Regions from separate parts of the Homo sapiens genome. Here region 2 is linked to region 1. The links are chromatin contacts, found by Hi-C in ENCODE. All regions are on one chromosome and are shown on one strand. The core of a region is the stretch at or near the end of the contact, and the rest is flanking DNA. Distances in the headings are between cores, read along the strand shown. Region 1 holds the start of API5 (apoptosis inhibitor 5). Region 2 holds the start of LINC02696 (long intergenic non-protein coding RNA 2696).

The links. A loop is a pair of places that touch in the nucleus more often than their neighbours do. Pooled maps may share reads with other maps.
Region 2: a loop to region 1 is called in a map of CD4-positive, alpha-beta T cell, with 13 times the contacts of the local background. The contact joins the promoter of LINC02696 here to the promoter of API5 in region 1. A Hi-C loop is called at or near these places in 2 of 168 maps with a recorded cell type or tissue (CD4-positive, alpha-beta T cell and CD8-positive, alpha-beta T cell) and 7 of 50 pooled maps.

The regions. Positions count from the first base shown.
Region 1 is chr11:43,308,270-43,315,037 of GRCh38, reverse strand. It overlaps API5 (apoptosis inhibitor 5), which reads right to left and starts at 3,042. Exons shown (of 14, transcript NM_001142930.2): 1 at 2,842-3,042. The coding sequence starts at 2,910. RefSeq lists an enhancer at 2,514-3,289.
Region 2 is chr11:45,353,034-45,359,671 of GRCh38, reverse strand. LINC02696 (long intergenic non-protein coding RNA 2696) reads right to left here and starts at 4,301. Exons shown (of 2, transcript NR_120558.1): 1 at 4,070-4,301; 2 at 3,015-3,276.

The sequences.
Region 1 (6,768 bases), core at 1,793-4,292:
ATCCAGACAGGTATTTGCCAGGAAACTTAGTACTGATCATAAATCTCTCATAAGTTGACATGAAAATCAGGCTTTGCTACATCAAGAACATGAACACGGTTTTCTCTCCTTAAAAACAAGTGAAATGGTGTCCTCTCTACTAAGGTGGCTTTTGCCTTTGTTAGTTAAAATTACAAGCAATATCCTAAAACCTACTGTCTTTTTTAGTAAGTGATTTTAGGCATTTTATCTAAAAGGGGAGAAGTATAACCCAACAGAGCAGAATTAGTAGGCATTATCTTCGGTTTTCCTACAATTCACAATATTTGAGCTGCCTGAGCTAACCACTACATCTCATTATGCAGAGATACTGTTTAAATAGTTGCTTGACAGTTGTCAATACAGAACGCATTGATCACCCATAACCTACAGAGAATTGTGTTAAATTTCAGTGTCCAGCCGGGTGTGTGGTACATGGTAGGTGAAATGTACGGAATAAAGCATGGAGTCCTCATTAAAGTGTAGACAAAGGTATCCTTTTTCATTTTTCACAAACTTGTCTCTAAAGTACCCTTACTAAATAAAGAGTAGATTTTTGCTGTGAAAGACATTTTGACCCCTTGGGGAGAACTCTCAATTCAATCTGGTTTTTATAAAGATGACATGAGAAGGAAATGCAAGCAACTCTCAAAATTAGAGTAGGGGATGGACAGCATTATGTATACGGTTTCAAAGGTTTCTTAGAAGGATTCCTGACACAACCACTGTTGTAGCTTTCACCCTATCCCCCTACTGATATGCAACAAAGTCTAACGTAGGTAGAACAATTTGCTACAAAGTTACCCAACTAAGTCACAGATAAATTATACGATTGAGAATATCTTCACTACTAGTTCTTTTTAGGAACAACAAATTCAAACTGATTGACCACACATAGTTTGTATCTTTTTTTTTTTTTAATTTTTTGTTTGAGATGGAGTCTTGCTCTGTTGCCCAGGCTGGAGTGCAGTGGCCCGATATCAGCTCACAGGAACCTCCACCCTCCGGGTTCAAGCAATTGTCCTGCCTCAGCCTCCCAAATAGCTGGGACTTCAGGCGCATGCCACCACGCCTGGCTAATTTTTGTATTTTTAGTAGAGATGGGGGTTCACCATGTTGGCCAGGCTGGTCTCGAACTCCTGATCTCAACTGATCTGCCCATCCACGCCCCTTAAAGAATTGGGATTACAGGCGTGAGCCACCGTGCCTGGCAGTTTTTACCTTCTTAATGAACAGAATATTCCTCCTTCACAACCGACCTACACACTCTATCCACATGTACAGCAGAACATCCGTATACATTTCTTACTGATAAAAGTGAAATTCCCTACTGACAGGGAATGAAGGAAAAAAAATCATTTGCTATTTCAAACTGGTATATTCTTAATTCTAGATTAAGCTACAATAAATCTCCAACATGAAATTTTTTTTTTTTCGTTCAGCTCAGAAAAGTCCTATTTGAATTATGTTAAGAAAAGGGGACGGGAAAGGTACTCCCACGACTGTTAATAGACTAGAATCTTCCACTTTCTCCAAGAAGGGATGCGTAAGCAGAAAAATCACAAAGTTCTAAGCGCTGAAAAGCTATGGTGTGGGATTTCTAAAACAATGATCAAGGTTACCTCCAGGAGAGCCTGGTTCTTTTCCCAAGAACACACATACCCAACCACTTATCAAGTTCAATGTACTCCAGTACTTGAAAACTCATACAGGGAACAAATGACTTGTATGGATAATTCAACACTGCTGAGAAACTGTGTATCGGGGGCAAGCATCGTTAAGAGAGCTCTTCCAGACAACTCCATTCAGAGCTGCGCACTCACACTCTCCTTCGCCCAGCCCTGTTTTATTTTCTTCAAACATGTTTCATTAAAAAGAATAAATTTTTAAAAAAAACCTTTTTTTTTTTTTTTGAGACGGGGTCTTGCTTTGTCTCCCAGGCTGGAGTGCAGTGAAGCGATCTCGGCTCACCGCAACCTCTGCCTCCCGGGTTCAAGCAATCCTCCCACCTCAGCCTCCTGAGTAGCTAGGATTACAAGCGCGTGTCACCACGCCCGGCTAATTTTTGTATTTTTAGTAGAGACAGGGTTTCACCATGTGGGTCAGGCTGGTCTCGAACTCCTGACCTCGTGATCCGCCCGCCTCGGCCTCCCAAAGTGCTCGGATTACAGGCGTGAGCCACCAAGCCGGGCCTCACAATGCCTATCTTTCTTACTACACTCCCTCCTAACTGTACATTCTGGGAGAGCGCGGACCTTTCCATCTGTATCTCCAGCGCTCGGCACTCAAAAAAATGCACTGAATAAATGAAACCGTGAGCTCTCATCAAAGTCTGGACCAAAGAGTCCCTCTTCTGTTTCTCACAAACTTCTGTCTCCTAAACACTCTTCTTCAATTAGTAGCAGAATTTTGCCTCCCCCCCAAAAAAAACACATCTTGACCTCATGAAGAAAACTCCCGATCTAATCTTGGAAGCACTGAGCTCCACCGAAAAGGAGAAAGGCTTAAGAGAATCCTGTAGAGAAAAGCTCCGTGAGAAGAATTAACGTGAGCCTGAACGGGCTGAGTTAGGTTACGCCACGGTGAGAAAAGGCTGGGCAAGGGAGGCAAGGAAGCCTGGAACCCTGGGGACCGCGGTCTCCCTGGTGAAACCAGAGTCTACACTCCCAGAGAGGCCCACCCCGACGAGACGGCCTGAGGAGGCTAGGAGGCCCCGGGAGGATGAAGCCGCAGCCCCCGCTCGGCCCGGGGAGTGCGGCGGGAAGCGCTTTCGAAAGGCCGCGGAGCGCCAGGCCCTGCAGGCCGCCCGGGGACTCAACTCACCTGGCCCACTTGCTCCGTGGCATCGGCCAGGATGCCATAATTGCGGTAAAGCTCCTCTACTGTCGGCATGGTGAGCGACAAGCCCAGGGCCCGGTTCCGCTATCCTTGTCCTGACCGGCGCCACCGCCGCCTCGGAACTTCTCCAAACCCACTACCCGCACTATTACACCTCCAGCTGCCGCCAGTGCAGCCGCCAGTCACCGCGCACAGCGCGGCTGCGCCCCCGACGTCTACGTAAAGACGCGCACGTCGGGAGCGGCCTTCAGTAGACACCCCCCACCCCAATGCGCCTCCGCGGTTTTTGTCGCCCTCTACAGCCTGGAGGAGCAAAAAAGCGGCAAGGATGATTGAATTAGCTCACGCCTTTTTGAAAGCTTGAGCTTGGCTGCAGGCTCTCCATGGAAGGGGTGTGGGTGGGCGGGGAAGTGAATACAAAGACAATTGCGTTTCTGCCCTTAGAAGATCTTACATATGAGAAGTCACAAATGGTTTCCTCCTGATTCAAGGAAGGTAATATTAATCGGTGGCACTAGAGGCTAGTGGGTCCGGTGGGAAGCAAAAAACATTCCTATGCTATTAAAAAACCCTCTGTGTCCACCACGCTCATCAAGTGCGGGGTCAAATTTGGCCTGCTGGAAGAATTTGCTTATCTTTGCTGCCAGTGTAAAGAATTGGGGCCACCTGATTATGTCCAGTATCCAAAAGAATAATAAATAAATGAAATCACGTACGCTTACTGATAAGAATTTCTAAGATACAAGTTTAAATGAAATTATATATATAATATGATATAATATATAATATTTTATATATTATATAATATATAACATTATATATTAATATATAATAATTTTATATATTATATAATATATAATATTATATATTAATATATAATATTATATATTATATAATATATAACATTATATATTAATATATAAATATATAATATATAATATAAATATAATAATATTATATTAATATATAAATATATAATATATAATATAAATATAATAATATTATATTAATATATATTAAGATAATAATATTAATTAATACATTAATTATATAATATAATTATAATATATCTATATATTGAGATATAATATTAATTAATATATCAATATTATCAATTATATATTATAATTATCTTATATTATATATAATATATTAATTATATAATTAATATATTAATATTATTATCTTAATATATATTAATATATTATTATATTTATATATCATATATAATATTATGATATTAATATTATAATATATATTATATATTATATTATATATACAATTATATATATAATATATATTATATATTGTATATTATTATATAATTATATATTAAGATAATAATATATATTAAGATAATAATATATTATATATATTAAGATAATAATATATATTATATATATTAAGATAATAATATATATTTATATATTAAGATAATTATATTTATATAATAATATTATATATATATATAGCCGTGTGCGGTGGCTAACGCCTGTAATCTCAGCACTTTGGAAGGCTGAGTTGGGTGGATCACTTGAGGTCAGGAGTTCAAGATCAGCCTGGTCAACATGGTGAAACCCTGTCTCTACTAAAAATACAAAAATTAGCCAGGCGTGGTGGCATGCACCTGTAGTCCCAGCTGCATGAGAGGCTGAGGCAGAAGAATTATATGCACATAGGAGGCAGAGGTTGCAGTGAGCCCAGATCATGCCACTGCAATCCAGCCTGGGCCACAGAGCAAAACTCTATCTCAAAAAAATTAAAAGAAAAAGAAAAAGAAAAAGAAAAAGAAAAGTTAAAAGGCAGGTATAAGATGATCCCATTATGTAAAACATACAAAGCATACAAAACAAAGTTATGTGTGTATGTGTAAAAGGATGTTAAAGGATGTTAACATTTCAGGATTGAAATATCAAACTATAATAGACTGTAAATTTCAAAGCCACATCCACTTGTACAGAACATACACGGGAAATGATTACAAAAGAACTCCCCGGCTCTTGTACTTCTCAGTTAGATTGAGGATAAATCTCACATCCTAAAAAGGATTAGAGCTGAGCGTGATAGCCAACAGTCCCAGCTATTTGGGAAGCTAAGCGGGGAGAACCACTTGGGCCCAGGAGTTCAAGTCCAGCCTGGGCAACACAGCACGACCCCTGTCTGAAAATAAGAAATCAAGTGTAAAATTCAATGTTAAAAAAAATTGCAGGCCAGGCGCGGTGGCTCACGCCTGTAATCCCAGCACTTTGGGAGGCTGAGGCGGGCGGATCACGAGGTCAGGAGATCAAGACCATCCTGGCTAACACGGTGAAACCCTGTCTCTACTAAAAATACAAAAAATTAGCTGGGTGTGGTGGTGGGCGCCTGTAGTCCCAGCTACTTGGGAGGCTGAGGCAGGAGAATGGCGTGAACCCGGGAGGTGGAGCTTGTAGTGAGCCGAGATTGTGCCACTGCACTCCAGTCTGGGTGACAGAGCAAGACTCTGTCTCAAAAAAAAAAAAAAAAAAAAAATTGCAATTTGGACTCTTGTGGAGAAAAAGAAAAAGAATTAGAGAATAAAATGAGAATTGGTGATTTTTTTATTTTTATGTTTTTGAGAAAGATGTCTTGTGAGTAGGTTGAGGGCAATTTCTACCCCCTTCCCTCAAGCGTGGGGCCATTTTGAGGAGCCTGAAATATGGTCCCAGGTGGTTGAGAAACACAAAGGACTGGACACGCCTGATAAGCTCAGGTTACCCGTGACTGCAGAGTGGAGGTGGCCATGTTGGGATCTACCGTGTTCCCAGATTTTGCTGGAGCGAGGGGATGGGAGTGATTCCCTTATAGCAGAGATGAGCCATATAAAAGAGAAAGAGATTCTGGATTCATTTTGAGTCCTTCTGCCTGAGAGTAAGAAAGCCCCCATGGCGAGAGTCAATGGCGCAGAGAGTGGTGACTGCGAGCAGCACATCAACACCTCACGGGAGTCACCGTTGGGAGTGGCCTCTAAAGGCCCCTTGGAGTGGCCCACAGGACAGACCTGGTCTCTATCAGACCAGAGAGAGCCTGTGGTATTGCACTGTCCAGACCTTTCCGAGGTTCTCCTCTTCCTTTCTTCTCATGTTCCCCTCTCAATGCATTTGCGCAGGAGGGGTCAGAAGCTGCCCACCAAACTGAGTGGAGGATACAGAGAAGAAAGGCAAGATAGGGAGCGGCCTCAGCTGGAGAATAGAAGAAGATCTGATTGGAAATTAAGTTTGGATTCACATGTTGGAATGGACGTTTTAATTTCTGAAGCAGAAAAGGCCTGGGTCTGCCAGAATTTCTCTCTAGGGCTGGAATGAGATGACCCTGCCTGCTATGGTCTGAATGAGTGGGTCTTCCCAGATTCATGTATTGAAACCTACCCCGCAAGATACTATTAAAAGGTGGGGCCTTTGAGAGATGATTATGTCCTGAAGGCTCTGCTCCCACCAATGAGATTAGTGCCCTTATACAAGAGGCTTGAGAGAGCAAGATCCTGCTGGTGCCTTGATCTTGGACTTCCCAGTTTCCAGAACTGAGGCAATAGGTTTCTGTTGTTTATAGATTACCCATTCTAAGGTATTTTGTTGTAGTAGCATAAATGGACTAAGACACCACCTGAATAAATTTTAAAGACGTGGTGGAAGACAGTAAGAAAGCTATATATATACACATGTATATTTATATATATAGACATATATAGCTACATATATACTTTTATTATCTTATATATTTTTATATATATTATAGCTTAATATATATATTTTTTAGACATGGTCTGGCTCTATTGCCCAGGCGGGAATGCAGTGGTGTGATCTCAGCTCACTTCAGCCTCAACCTCCTGAGTTCAAACCATCCTCCCACCTCAGCCTCCCAAGTAGCTGAGACTATAGACACACACCACCACAC
Region 2 (6,638 bases), core at 3,052-5,551, 2.0 Mb before region 1:
ATTTATTATAGTGCAAAGGTTTCTTCACCTCTTTGTGCAGCATAATCATAGCAAGCTCTGATCTGTACTTGGGATGTACAGACTGAACAGATCACACAGTCCACCCCATCCCACCTCCCATCACCTCTCCATCCCAACACACATGTAAGGAAAATCTGGTTACAAATAAGGCCAAGGTAACCTCACAGCATCTCTCTCCAAATATATATTAACACAAATGGAATTCTCCTCTTTGCAGTGGAAAAAACAGACAGATGCCACCTTAATCAGTGATCAGATGTCATCGACAGCAATGTGTCTTATTAACAGCACCAATAATAAGACATATTGATATTATGTACTCCAGTATGATGCATGGAGAAACTTCAAAACCCCAGTCTAATCATGAGAAAATACTGGACAAATCCAAACTGAGTAACAATCTAAAAAATAACTGAGCAGTACTCTTAAAAAGTGTTAAGGTCACGAAAGACAAGGAAATAATGAGGAACCATCACAGATTGGAGAAGACATAAAAACTAAATGCTATGTAGGACCCTGAACTGGATCTGAATGAAGTTTGTAGTTCTTTTTTTTTTTTTTTTGTTAAACATCGAGGTAGCCTCAAAGGGGAAAAAGATTGACAAAAGATCCAACCAAAAGGTTCATGGAAGATGGAAAGCTAATCCTTCTGAATTTGGCTGAACAATTGGGGATGAGGAAGATTTATGAAAAGATTAAAGTCTAAGCTCCATTTTTTTCTTTTTCTTTTTTTAACCTGAGCACCAATAGTATTTTCTCTCTTATCCTTATCCCCTCAAATCCAACCTACAGTGAGAGAATAAATTTGAGCCACTTCATCGTAGTTTCAGTGGCATAATAAGCTCCTGTATTTTCATCAGTTATCAATATAAACATTAGATGGCATAAAATTAGATGGCTCTTTAGAAATAATGTGTCATGTAACTGCCAAACTGAGGTGTAATCCAAGGTTTAATATTTTCTAAAAAGTGGGCCTCTTACTTTTTAGAAGAAGTGCAGCCCACCTGCCCAATTTCAGTTAAGTTTCACTTTTAAAGTTGCACAGGAGCCCAAGTAAGCCTTCACTTTGTATCTGAGCAGAACGAGGGCCCAGGAAAGGAAAGTTGCTCATGCTCTGCCCATGTGGTGGTGAACAGAACCACTGCAGGATACCACACTACTTTCTCCCAGCTGCTATGATTTACTGCAGCCTTATTGTCCTGACCAAGAATGAGACCAGTTTACAAGTATTATGCAGTCACAGACACATGGGCCCTACCTAGACCTCTGAATCAGACTCCTTAATGCTGAAGCCTAAACATCTCTACCAAGAAAAGTGTTCTCTAAGACTCAAGTACAGAGCATGTGCTGAGACAAGATTCTTCAAGCTGGTATGTGTGTATGTGCGGGCACACGCATGCTTGTACAAGTCTTAAGATGTCTAGGACATATCTGTAGAGTTGTTCTATATCATTTCCATGTTCCTTCCCAGACCCTCTGCCCTCCATCCCAAATGCTTTTCTTGCCCCTCTCCACTGTGTCTTTGCCCACATCTTGTGCTTCAGGCTCCACTCTATGTAGCATTTGACCCCCTGGCCTTTACCAGCCTTCCTGTTTCAATGTACCTGAGATGAGATGGCAGCAGCTTTGGGGAAGCAGAATCCATTCGTACATTCATTCATTCATTCATTCATATGTCACAGACTATTTGAAGTTCTGGGGATACAGTCATACAATATAGACAAGATGTTTATTTTCAGGGAGCTTACATATTAATGGGAGGAGACAGTCAATAAACAAAGGAAGATACAAGAAAATAGCAGTAATGATGAGTGTTGTGGTGAAACTGAATCAGGATGACGTGACAGAGAGTAACAAGGGGGTACATGAGTTTGGGTGGTCAAGGGAGGACTTATTTGAAGAGGTCACATTGAAATTCAGCTCTAAACAAGAGAGGGCCAGCTCTGCAATAACTGGGTGAAGAGGGTTCCAGCAAAGGGAACAGCTAGTGCAAGGACCCTAAGGCAGGATAAAACTTGGCAGGTTGAAGAAAGAAAGATAGTATGTCTGGATTATAGTGAGTGAAGGGGTAGGGAGTGGTACCAGATTGAGTCCAGATCACATAGGGCACAGTAATTAGTGGGGGAAGACAATAATTCTAAACACAAAAGTGATAGAATCTAACTTACATTTTAAACAAATATTTTGGCTGCTACTGTGTGGTGAATGGACTGGGATGGTGAAAATGGGTCAGAAGATTAGAAGCAGGGAAGTTAAATGAAAAGGATCTTGCAGTTAACCAGGTAAAGGATGATGATGCCTGGGTTAGGGTGGTGGAGATAAGAACAGTGAATGGATTTAGGATATATTTTAGAATAAAAGCGGATCGAATTTGTTGATGGGTGAGCTGTGGGGAATGAAAGAGGGAATCAAGATTGTTCCCAGGTTTTTGCTTTGAGTGCACTAATGATGGCACCATTAGTTGACATAAGGAGCCCTGGGAGAGGAAGAGATTGGGGGCAGGAAAGGAAGAGTTTGACTTAGACATGTTAATTTGAGATATTTATTAATGAACCCACTGAAGCCCCCATCTCATACTTTATATCTATCACTATACCAAGAACTATGAGATCCAAGACCTTGCCTTCCTTTTCAATTCCTTGTTAAGCAGGAATAAAGTGAAAAATTACTGAATAAAATATTCAGTTTTTTTGCAAAACACTCTTACGTTCAGAGGTTTGGTAGCAGAGCCATATCTTCCCAGGCAGGCATAAGTAGCCAATCAATCTCCATGTCATACCAAGCAACGGTCCAAGGGGCAAACTAATTAAAAATTTAATCCCATGATTTTCATCTTAATCTCTTTTTCCCATTAGCTTTGATCAATGCCTACAACTACAATTTAACCAAACTTTTCATTTAGATAAATGACTCAGTGGGGTACCTATTTAGTCCGTTTGTTATGAACCAATGGATAACTAAAATGTATATGCTAATTACTAAAGACCACACACTAATTTTCAAAGCATTTTATTAGCACAAAAGCTGTGTTCCTGTTATCAAATGAAATGCGCTTCCTATGTTACACTCAGTAGTTGTTCAAACCAGTTTCTCTTGACTTCAGTAGCCAAATTGCAGCATGCTGTGTAGGTACACAGTGCACTTGAGAAATGTCTGCACATCCCAACCCTGCACTATATCACAAGCAGTAGTGAAAGGTGTAGCAAATAAGAAGATTCCATGAACTTCTCAGCTACCTGAGACTTCTGCTGCACCCTGAAAAAAAAAATCAGGCTAGAAACCACATAAAACAACTAAACCAAACTGAATGCAGGGGCTGCTATGAGGAAGAATGAACTTTGCAGCCTGTTCCAAATGCTAAGGTGAAGGAGGTCCTTCCTGGCTCTGCTCACTAGGTGTGCAAGTCAGGAGATATTCATTTCGTGATCATCCTTTCCTATCACCTGTGGTGAAATTTCTACTGCTTTCAAGTCTTCCAGCCCCTATTTGAATGCCAAAATTCTTAAGTTCCTTCAAGTAAAAGAGATCTTCATTTTAAAAATAAAAGTCAATGGCTCTGGTCTCCTGTAGCCTTTTCAGCCCCTGTAACAGTGCTTTCTCACTTAGATTTTCACTGTCACTTCAATAAAGGGGTGAGAAGAGAGAACTGGCCTGCGATCAATGAAAACTATTCAGTAAAAACTCTTCATGCCAGACATGGCCCCAGAAACAGGAGGAAAGTTTACCAGACAGCAGGAGTGGGTGGTGGCTGGGTCCAGTGGAATGGGTAAACCTAAAAGGGGACGAAAATGGTTTTCAGGCTGCTGTGGCCCTCTCTACACACAAATTTTGTGGCCATGAAGTCCTGGCTACTAAGCATCATTGTCTTTGCGCAACCGCTGCACCTGCCACTTCCCTCAACCCATTAATAATCGGGTTCCTGGGAGGATTTTCATCCCCAATTTACTGGACATGCCTCCGAGCCACCTCCCCGCTCCGGCCCTCCCTCTCGTTGGTCGCCTTCAGACTCCCCCACACGCGGGACGGCCCCTCCCCCCACCCTCCTCACCGGCTAGCCGCGGCCAGCAGAGCCTTCGAGCGGCTCTGTCAGGCTGCCCTGGAGCGTAAGGAAGAAGAAGGCGCGAAGGAAGAAGACTTCCTCATATTCTTGGCTTCCAAGGGGCGCTAGGGCAACAGAGGGGGAAATGACGTAGCTTCCATCCCGGAAGCGAAAATTGGGCGCGGGTCCAGGAAGCCGCCATGTTGTGTGTGGCGGATGAGAATTTCAGCGCTCAGCATCTGGGTACCAGCAGAGAGGCCCCACAGAGAGGCTAGACTAACCGTCTCCGCCTCCTCTCCTTTCTCTGCTCCTCCCCTCCTCCCATCCCCCCTCCCTCTCCTTTCTCAGTGTACTAAATGAGTGCTTCAGAGCCCAGTGAATAGATGGACAAACATTTAAATTTCCTAGCCGGAAACACTGAAAAGATGAACTGTCAAGAGGCGTTTGAACCAGAGGGACTCCATCTTGAATAGGGGCTGCATAAAAGAAGGTGGAGACCTGCTGGGATGCATTCCCAGGAGGTTAGGCATTCTAAGTCACAGGATGAGACAGGGAGGTCAGCACAAGATACAGGTCACAAAGACCCTGCTGGTAAAACAGGATACTTAAAGAAGCCGGCCAAAATCCACCAAAACCAAGATTGGCAATGAAAGTGAACTCTGGTTGTCCCCACTGCTCATCATATGCTAATTATAATACATTAGCTTGCTGAAAGACTCTCCCACCAGCACCATGAGCATTTACAAATGCCATGGCGATGTTAGGAAGTTACTCTATATGATCTGAAGGCGAGGGTGGAACCCTCAGTTCTGGGAATTGCCACTCCTTTCCCCAGAATACTCTTGACTAATCTACCCCTTGTTTAGTGTATAATCAATAAATAACGTATACACAGTTGAACAGCCCATGCCGCTGTTCTGCCTATGGTGTAGCCAATCGTTTATTCCTTTACTTTTTTAATAAACTTGCTTTCACTTTACTCTTTGAACTTGCCCCAAATTCTTCGTTGCTTAAAGTCTAAGAATCCTCTCTTGGGGTCTGGATGGGGACCCCTTTTCATTAACATAACCACTTTACAATAGTTGAGGGTTTCAAGCACCAGGCTGGTGAGTACAGAGTACATGGCCCTGCTTTTCTTGACTTTGGTTACTTGGACTCAGGCCACAGCTGAAGAATACAGGAGGGAGGGAGGGAGAGAGAGAGATCATTGGGAAGCAGGTGGCGGCAGTGGTGGTGGTGGATTGGGTGTGTGAAATTTGCAGAGTTGGGGTGACTGCCAGGCTTCTGGGCTGATAGCTGGGAGAATGTTGGGCCATCACATACTAAAAGGGAACCACAGGAGAAGAAGCTGATGTGTGGGAAGTTTGGTTTTACATATATTAAGCCTTGAAGGTCTTCTAGGGGAGAAACTCAACAGGCCAATGGATGTGCCTGGTTTGATTTTTTAGATGACAGGCCTGAGCTAGAAATCTGTGCCTTAGATTCTTGTATATGAATGGTGCTAGAGCAGGAGCTTAGAAGAAATTGCCTGGTGGAGAGAATACCCTTTGGGAAAGAGGCGCAGGACAGAGTGTCAAGAGCTCTTCTACTAAAGAAAGGGAAGATGAGCAGGCAGCCCTAGGAGAGGAACCAGGGAAATGCGGCATTGCAGGGAGCAAGGGAAGAGCACTTCAGGAAGAGTAATTAGGTCAGTTTTGCTGATAAATTAGTGAGATGACTGAGCAGACTTTGTTGTTACCTGGAGCAGATTCCTTGGAATGGCTGGAGAAGGTCAGCTTGTGGTGAGTTGAGGAATAAGTGAGGGTGATGGTGAGAAAATGGAGATAAATGAACATAGGCAAATCTTCCAAGAAGTTGTCTGTGAAGAAATGAGAGTGATTCTGAAAGGAAAATGATGATTTTTAATTATTATTTTTTAAGATTGGAGAAACATAAGCTTGTTTTGGGGGGTTTTTGTTTTGTTTTGTTTTCTTGAGATGTAGTCTCACTCTGTTGCCGAGGCTGGAGTGCATTGGTGTAATATTGGCTCACTGCAACCTCTGCCACTGGGGTTCAAATGATTCTCCTACTTTAGCCTCCTGAGTAGCTCTGATTGCAGGCACGCGCCACCACGCTAGGCTAATTTTTGTATTTTTAGTAGAGATGGGGTTTCACCATGTTTGCCAGGCTGGTCTCAAACTCCTGACCTCAGTTGCTCCCACCTTGGCCTCCCAAAGTGCTGGGATTACAGGCACGAGCCACCACACCCAGCCAAAGCTTGTTTAAATATTGATGAGAAGGAGCCAGGGATTTTTTATGTTGATCAGCCCATGGACAAACTGAAGAGTGGCCTTGACTGTTTCCTGGCAAATGATAGTAAAGACCCTTGAGGAAAGAGTGCCTCTTTCTAATTCACACACATGGCCAGAGCAGCCGTGGATGAAAGTTTGATGCTGGAAGGTGAAGTATGTCCTGTCTTGCAGTGTGCATTTTGCCTAGGAAAGGGAGGTGAGATCATTGAAGGAAGGAGATGAAGTGCCTGAGAAGTTTGAGATCAGTGGAGGATGTGTGCGTGGCTGTAGGGGTTGGGGGGATAGCA